2 separate regions of the Homo sapiens genome follow, and region 2 is linked to region 1. A link is an interaction called in ENCODE POLR2A ChIA-PET data of the cell type or tissue named here. Cell type or tissue: A673. All regions are shown on one strand. Region 1 holds the start of PCSK9 (proprotein convertase subtilisin/kexin type 9). Region 2 has its middle 110 kb from the start of MIR4422.

The links. Peaks named below come from ENCODE experiments on the same cell type or tissue, not always from the same donor. Only the 100,000 strongest peaks of a DNase experiment are listed, where the experiment ranks them.
Region 2: POLR2A ChIA-PET joins it to region 1 with 5 read pairs; 2 of 35 experiments call an interaction of 5 or more read pairs at or near these places.

Annotation. Positions count from the first base shown.
Region 1 is chr1:55,037,365-55,041,364 of GRCh38, forward strand. PCSK9 (proprotein convertase subtilisin/kexin type 9) reads left to right here and starts at 2,184. Exons shown (of 12, transcript NM_174936.4): 1 at 2,184-2,680. The coding sequence starts at 2,474. In A673, no CTCF peak of the experiment used is centred here; a DNase peak (open chromatin) is centred at 2,167; H3K4me3 peaks cover 2,321 bases; H3K27ac peaks cover 1,894 bases.
Region 2 is chr1:55,336,486-55,340,485 of GRCh38, forward strand. No RefSeq gene overlaps it. Among named protein-coding and RNA genes, the nearest start is that of MIR4422, 110 kb to the left of the region's middle. RefSeq lists an enhancer at 1,675-1,764. In A673, a CTCF peak has its summit at 1,815 (motif pointing left); DNase peaks (open chromatin) are centred at 1,816 and 2,116.

The DNA of each region.
Region 1 (4,000 bases):
GGAGGAAGATGAACTTTTCACTGTATATCCTTTCAAACTATTCACGTTTTAAAAAAAACATTTTCATGTAAATTTAAAAAAATTGAACATTCACACAAAAAGATGCCCCCTCCCTTGCAAAAAAGAGTATGCCCGTTCAAAATGTTGAAATGTACACTCACAGCAATGGTGGCTGCAGACTCCAAGTTTCTGAGGTTGGAGAAGGTAGCCAGGGAGCATAAAAGTGAGTTCTATCTACTCATTCAGTCTATGAGGGGAAGGCAATGGCTAGAAAAGCATTTTGAGGGACAGTAAAAGTGGCATTTTTAGAGGGAGGAAGCCTTGAGGATGCTTGTGGGGTGAAGGGAAAGAATAACTCAGGAAGAGGCATTTAGGGATAAGAGGAGGAGAGGAGATAGTGGAGGTAGGTGATCCCTGCGGAGGCCAGATTGGGGCAGGGGAGTGTCAGCTGAGTATAAGAGGATGGTCCCCTCTGCCCTGAAGGAGGAAGGCAGGAGGGGAAAAGGATGGGTGTTGACCCAGAAAGCACTTGTGGTGGAGGGGAGGCCCCAGAAGAGGCTTCTGACTTACCCTGATTGCTGGTACCTCTCAGGGGAGCTGGCTGCTTATTTGCTGGCCAGGGTGTGGGGGAACCCATTTGAGAAGAGGGAGAAGGTGACACAATTCCTTTGGGCAACTTATGGGAGGGGTAATTGGTGAGGGATGAAAGCCCTGCCAAGTGGCAGGAGGCCCAGCTGGGGCTGCCCCTCATAAGAGTGCAGTGGAGGATATGGGATGAGAAGTGACTGCCCCTCTGGTTCCATCTGTCGCAGAGCCCAGGGTGCTTCCTTCCTCCCCCACCTCCCTCAGAACACACCCACTGCATGCTGGACAGCAGCCCCCTTCCTGGGCCTGGGGACATCCATGTCCCTCTGTGCACAGGCTTCATCATTCTCTGGGTGCACGGTAACGACCCCGGTAGGTGAGAGGCCAAGGTCCCAAAGGGGAGCAGCAGGGAAAGTTAGCTCCCATCTATTCTTGCTCCAGGGGAGGCCTTTGATGAGGAAGCTGCCAAAAGCACATTGCAAATACAATTCCAATTACAGGCAACAGGAAGGAGAACCACCTCTGCCACCTCTGTCAGCAAACCATGAGCTCCTACTCTGTGCTGCGATGGCGGGCTCGATGGGGATAACTCTGACCTTACCTCATGGAGTCACTGTCAACCCACTGGTTGCACTGTCTTTGTGCACTGGCTCTCTGGAGTGAGGTCTTTGCAAACAAAGTGGAAAGAGCATCAACTTTGGACTCCAGCACCTAGATTCAGAGCAGGCCATTTCACTCGGAATCTGCTGTGCATCTGCAAGGGAGGATCATAAATTCGCCTTTGTTTCTTCCCAGTATCGACAGCCCTTCCAGAAAGAGCAAGCCTCATGTCATGCCACATGTACAATCTGAGGCCAGGAGCTCTCTTTCCCCTTTTCATCCTCCTGCCTGGTACACAATAGGTGTTTACTGGATGCTTGTCCAGTTGATTTCTTGAACATGGTGTGTAAAAGGAATCTTTGCAAATTGAATCTTCTGGAAAGCTGAGCTTGTGCCTACCATAGAATTCTGAATGTACCTATATGACGTCTTTGCAAACTTAAAACCTGAATCTTTGTAGTATAAATCCCTTGAAATGCATGTAGGCTGGACATCAAAAGCAAGCAATCTCTTCAAGGAGCAGCTAGTTGGTAAGGTCAGTGTGCAGGGTGCATAAAGGGCAGAGGCCGGAGGGGGTCCAGGCTAAGTTTAGAAGGCTGCCAGGTTAAGGCCAGTGGAAAGAATTCGGTGGGCAGCGAGGAGTCCACAGTAGGATTGATTCAGAAGTCTCACTGGTCAGCAGGAGACAAGGTGGACCCAGGAAACACTGAAAAGGTGGGCCCGGCAGAACTTGGAGTCTGGCATCCCACGCAGGGTGAGAGGCGGGAGAGGAGGAGCCCCTAGGGCGCCGGCCTGCCTTCCAGCCCAGTTAGGATTTGGGAGTTTTTTCTTCCCTCTGCGCGTAATCTGACGCTGTTTGGGGAGGGCGAGGCCGAAACCTGATCCTCCAGTCCGGGGGTTCCGTTAATGTTTAATCAGATAGGATCGTCCGATGGGGCTCTGGTGGCGTGATCTGCGCGCCCCAGGCGTCAAGCACCCACACCCTAGAAGGTTTCCGCAGCGACGTCGAGGCGCTCATGGTTGCAGGCGGGCGCCGCCGTTCAGTTCAGGGTCTGAGCCTGGAGGAGTGAGCCAGGCAGTGAGACTGGCTCGGGCGGGCCGGGACGCGTCGTTGCAGCAGCGGCTCCCAGCTCCCAGCCAGGATTCCGCGCGCCCCTTCACGCGCCCTGCTCCTGAACTTCAGCTCCTGCACAGTCCTCCCCACCGCAAGGCTCAAGGCGCCGCCGGCGTGGACCGCGCACGGCCTCTAGGTCTCCTCGCCAGGACAGCAACCTCTCCCCTGGCCCTCATGGGCACCGTCAGCTCCAGGCGGTCCTGGTGGCCGCTGCCACTGCTGCTGCTGCTGCTGCTGCTCCTGGGTCCCGCGGGCGCCCGTGCGCAGGAGGACGAGGACGGCGACTACGAGGAGCTGGTGCTAGCCTTGCGTTCCGAGGAGGACGGCCTGGCCGAAGCACCCGAGCACGGAACCACAGCCACCTTCCACCGCTGCGCCAAGGTGCGGGTGTAGGGATGGGAGGCCGGGGCGAACCCGCAGCCGGGACGGTGCGGTGCTGTTTCCTCTCGGGCCTCAGTTTCCCCCCATGTAAGAGAGGAAGTGGAGTGCAGGTCGCCGAGGGCTCTTCGCTTGGCACGATCTTGGGGACTGCAGGCAAGGCGGCGGGGGAGGACGGGTAGTGGGGAGCACGGTGGAGAGCGGGGACGGCCGGCTCTTTGGGGACTTGCTGGGGCGTGCGGCTGCGCTATTCAGTGGGAAGGTTCGCGGGGTTGGGAGACCCGGAGGCCGAGGAAGGGCGAGCAGAGCACTGCCAGGATATCCTGCCCAGATTTCCCAGTTTCTGCCTCGCCGCGGCACAGGTGGGTGAAGGAGTGAATGCCTGGAACGTACTGGGAACTGCACCAGGCACAGAGAAAGCGGGCTTGCCATTATAGTGGGTTCCGATTTGGTTTGGAAAACATGGGCAGCGGAGGGTGGAGGGCCTGGAGAGAAGGCCCTACCCGAGACAGGGGCGGGGTGGGAAGGACGGCAGATGCTGGGAGCACGAGGCAATTTCTTTATGACACAGAACTCATGCTCTAGTATTCCATCTGTTTCAGCCGAAGAAAAGAACCAGCTGAAGGGGCAGGGGAGAAGGGGCGGAGGTATTCTCGAGGCCCATTGGCGTCCTTTAGGACTCAGGCAGGGAAGGGCCCTTGGTGCTCTGGAGCCGGAGGTGGTGCGCCTGGTACTGGGACCCCGGAGCTGAGCCCGGCGCCTCAGCCCACCTGGCTGTCTGCCGACCGTGTGCGGGGCGAGTTTGCTCAACAACTCTGCCAGCTTCTGGCCCTCAGGCTGTGGGAAGCTTCTTCCCGGGGCGAGACCACTAGCTTTTTCTAAGTATTACCAGCCCAGGACTTGGCTGAGGTTCTGTGTCCCCCAGCTTGGAGTCAGATGTGGGGTTGAATCTTGGCTTCCTCTCACTAGCTGTGGTGCTTGACAAGTCACTTATCCTTGAGCCTCCATTGCCTAATCTTTAAAAGGGAGGTGACAATCGTCCCTACGGCTCAGTGGCAGCAGATGGGGAGATGAAGGGAAAGTTCTGTTGACCATGAGTGAACTTACAATGCAAGCCCCGGGGGGATCACTTGCAGTTTTGTCCCTGTCTGCAGTGTGACCTGTTGGTGACATTGTCTTTGCTCCAAACCACAGCTCCTGGGGCAGAGGGGAAAATTCTGCCACTCACAGCTGCCTGCCCACGCTTCTGTCTGAGTGTGCTGGGTGGCAGGATGGCAAGTCCTTACTCAGCTCAGTATAGCCCTCTTCCTTGTTCCCTGAGCC
Region 2 (4,000 bases), 300 kb after region 1:
TCAGGTGATCTGCCCACCTCGGCCTCCCAAAGTGCTGGGATTACAGGTGTGAGCCACCATGCCTGGCATGGCAGCAATTCTTGTTCTTGAGGTTTTCCATATTGTTCGATTTTATTCCGTGTTTGTCTCTGCAGCTGAGTCCTGTAGTTGAAAAAGCACTGGTGCCTGGGATTGAGACCTGGGTTCTCTGGTTCTGTCACTAATTCTCCTTGCAACTAGCAAGTCACCTCCCTTCTCTGGGCTTGTTTACACAGCTATAATTGGAGATAATAAAAATGTTCACCTAGACTCATGGTGAAGATAAAGGGAATTAAAGATGTGAAAGTTTGCTTTAACCAAAAAAAAAACTCTATAGATATATGGTGTTATGTGCATATTATTAATAGGGGTAGGCTAGGGTTATGATGATGAATAAATAAGTCACTCCATGTGACATGCTTAGCAAGGGATAAAGTGCTCAAAAATTAGTTATTATTTTTCTTTTTTATAATTTGACCAAGAGCCAATTTATCCAGAGACACTTTTGGAATGGGTTTAGGTGTAAATCATTTTCCTTAAGAAATCTGAACCCGAGCTGCTGTCCAGAGGCCAGAGTGCCGGGGCTGAGCTCTCACTCCTGCCCTAGCCCCTGCTCAGTTCAGGGGTCTCGTGGAGGGCGGCTGCAGCTTAATGTTTCATACTGTCTCTGCTACTCCACCTCTGTGAGATAGCCACTCTTACTATTTCTGTTCTACAAAACATCTCAGAGAGGGGACACACCTTGTCCAAGGTCACAGAGCCGGCCTTAGTTGTGGCCCAGAGCAACCTGGAGTGGAAGCTGCCAGATTTAATACCACCTCTGTGGAGTGTGAGCAATGGCCCGAGGTCATTGTGTGTAGGGGCCTAGCACTATGGTGGCAGAGGCAGGGGTGTGGCAAGCAGTCCTCTACTCTTGCTACCTTCAAAGGACTCATGTTTTTAAGGAGATGGATGTGTTAACATTTAACTGTGGCAATAAAGTCATCTTTAGAGTCATTTAAATTCCAATTCAATCCCATCTCCAAAATTTACTAGTTGTGTGACTTGAATAATTTAATAACAATAATAATCATAAAAAGCTTCCACTGTTTCATACTTGTCACTAACACCATTCTAAGTGCTATATATTACAGCAGCTCTAATTTTTTTCTGGTAATTTGGCAAGAGAGGTATTATTATTTTCATCTTGCAGAAGGAGCTGAAGCTTAGAGAGCTTACAGTGAATTTCTCTAAGCGTATCAGTCAGGGTCCAGTCAGAAGATAGAAAATGCACACTCATTTGAGTAGGGAAAGTTTAATATAAAGAGCTGCTAACTAGCAACAAGGAAGATTAACTACTGAGGGGTAAGGGTTACTTGAAATAATGCAGGAATAGAGGATTTAGGGAGCAGTACTACCTCTAGGGCTAAGGCAGGGTACCCAAGGAAGGAACACATCTGGAAGATAACACCCTCTCCTCAAGGCTGGGATTCAGACCTCATTGGATGGGTGTGGCTATAGCCCACTGGAGGATGGAGAGGTTTGCTGAAGTGCCACAGTGGGAAACCAGCCTCTGGGGTGCTGACAAAACTCTCCAGGGATTTGTCTTCTGGGAGTGTGACAAGACTTCCTGGGGAGCCACTCATGGAAGTGCTGCTGAAATTTGCTGGGAAGCTACCCTCTGGGATGCCGGTGAAACGTGCTAAGCTATGAGCATAACTGGATGTCCTTTACAAGCTGGTTGCTATTGACAAGGAGCAAGAAGGCAAGCGTGTGGAACCAGGAAGAAAAGTCCCCTTGTAGTTTGCCTGTAGTGCCCTCTACTGACAAAGCTTAATATAATACCAGCCGGTGAAGGAGAAATGTTCATAGGGTCCAGCTCCAGCCTCACAAAACTGGGCAATGAAGAATGAATGTGGCACTGAGAGGCGATACACTGATAACTGGCACAGTAAATATTAGAACCTATGAAAACCCAGGCTTATCTGACACAAAAGCCCAAATTCTTTCTACTATAACACTGCCTGATATGGTTTGGCTGTGACCTCACCCAAATCTCATCTTGAATCTCAATCTCCATAATCCCCACGTGTCAAGGGCGGGACCAGATGGAGGTAATTGGATCATGGGGTGGTTCCCCCATGCTGCTCTTGTGATGGTGAATGAGTCTCATGAGATCTAATGGTTTTATAAGCATCTGGCATTTCCCCTGCCACCCTGTGAAGATGGTGTTGCTTCTTATTTGCCTTCTACCATGATTGTGAGTTTCCTGAGGTCTCCCCAGCAATGTGGAACCGTGAGTCAATTAAACCTCTTTCCTTTATAAATTACTCAGTCTTGGGTATTTCTTCACAACAGTGTGAGAACAGACTAGCACACTGCCTTTTTTTTTTCAGTGTCTATGATTTTATTGGAACATGGCCATGTTTGTTTACATATAGTCCTTGTCTGCTTTCACACTTCTACTGAAGAGATGTGTACTTGTGCCTGAGACCTTATGTCAGAGTGCTTACATTCTGCTCAGCACCCTACAAATCTCAGTGATGGAGTTATAATGCCACAATGTTTTGAGGGCTGTGTGTATCTCTTTACTTCAACATTTTATTTAGTTTAACTGCCAGTTCATATCCAGAACACTGACTTTTTTGACCTTTAGTCTTCCCATCTCTAAACTGGCAACAATAATACTTAACTCATAGGAGGCTGTATGCATCAAATGAGATGACATAAGTGTAGGTTTGGGATATGAGAGAAGTTCATTGAGAGTGGCTTACTGGCCTGCCTTTTTAATAGAACTCTGTAAGAGATTTGAGGCATAATCAAGCCCATTTTTCTAATTTCATAGGAGACAAAACTGAGGTACAGATAGACATGATTTAGCTCAGGTCTCAACACCTACCAATGGTTTTGAGGACAATAATTAGAATCTGGGCCACCTGACATTTATTTCATTTCTTTTCTTAGTCAAACTCTGCAGCTTCAAATTTGAAATCTTAGTTAGCATTGAAGTAGGGAGAGGGTATAGCTCCATGTGAAATTATTTAACAGTGGCTGGCCTTACACTGAGGCCAATACCAAGACTTAAAAAAAATTTACAAGGAGAAAAGGCTATTTTGGCCAGTCCGAAATTTTTTCTTAAAGATCAAGTTAGAGTTTTTATTTTATTACCAAATTCACAACATGTGACAAGTCAAGTTCATTAACAATAATAACATTTTGACATAGAGAGGAATATAAATAAATATTCCATTACCATAAGAGCGTCCTCTTGGACTTCTCATTTCCATCCCCAATTTCCTCCTGTAATTGCGTGGAGACCTGGTAACAATATTCCAGCCTGAGTCATCTGGGAAGGCTACAGTCTCTTTCTCAATTTTTCAAGAGTTTCCACTTGTGGGTTTCTCTTCCAATCTACATATTCTCTTTGGGGGATTGCAAACGTAAGTCTGGTTTTAGCTGTGTCCTCCAAATAATAATTGCCAAACCACTGTCTTTGGGTCAGACCTCTCTGACCACCTTCAGACTTCCCTTTCTAATGCCATCCGGGCATGTCCACATACATTTCTCCAGGCACCTTAACCTAGTAGTCCCTCCCATAATGAGCTCAGCATTTGCTTCCAGATCTGCTGCTCCTGCCTTTTGTCACTTCTTCCTGCACTTTGAGTTTTGATTCTAGATTCTTATCATGGACCACAGGCCCTGCCTAAGTTGGTCTCTGCTACTCTCTCTCATTCATATTGTGCCACTCTTCCTTTTATTCATTTTCTTACTTTTTCATTTACATCTTCAAAAGCCTTTCCTGCCCCAAGGTCTTCAAACAAGATGATTTTTTATTTGTTTGTTTTTGTCTGATATACTTGTCCTCTGACTTTTTGTCTGGTAAATTTCTTCTCATTCATTAGGCCTTCGTTTAAATTTAATGTCTTCAGAGAGACTTTCTCTAACTGCTCCTGCCCGGTTGTAAATTAGAACTTTCTTATTATTCTCCTTCATGCCACTTGTC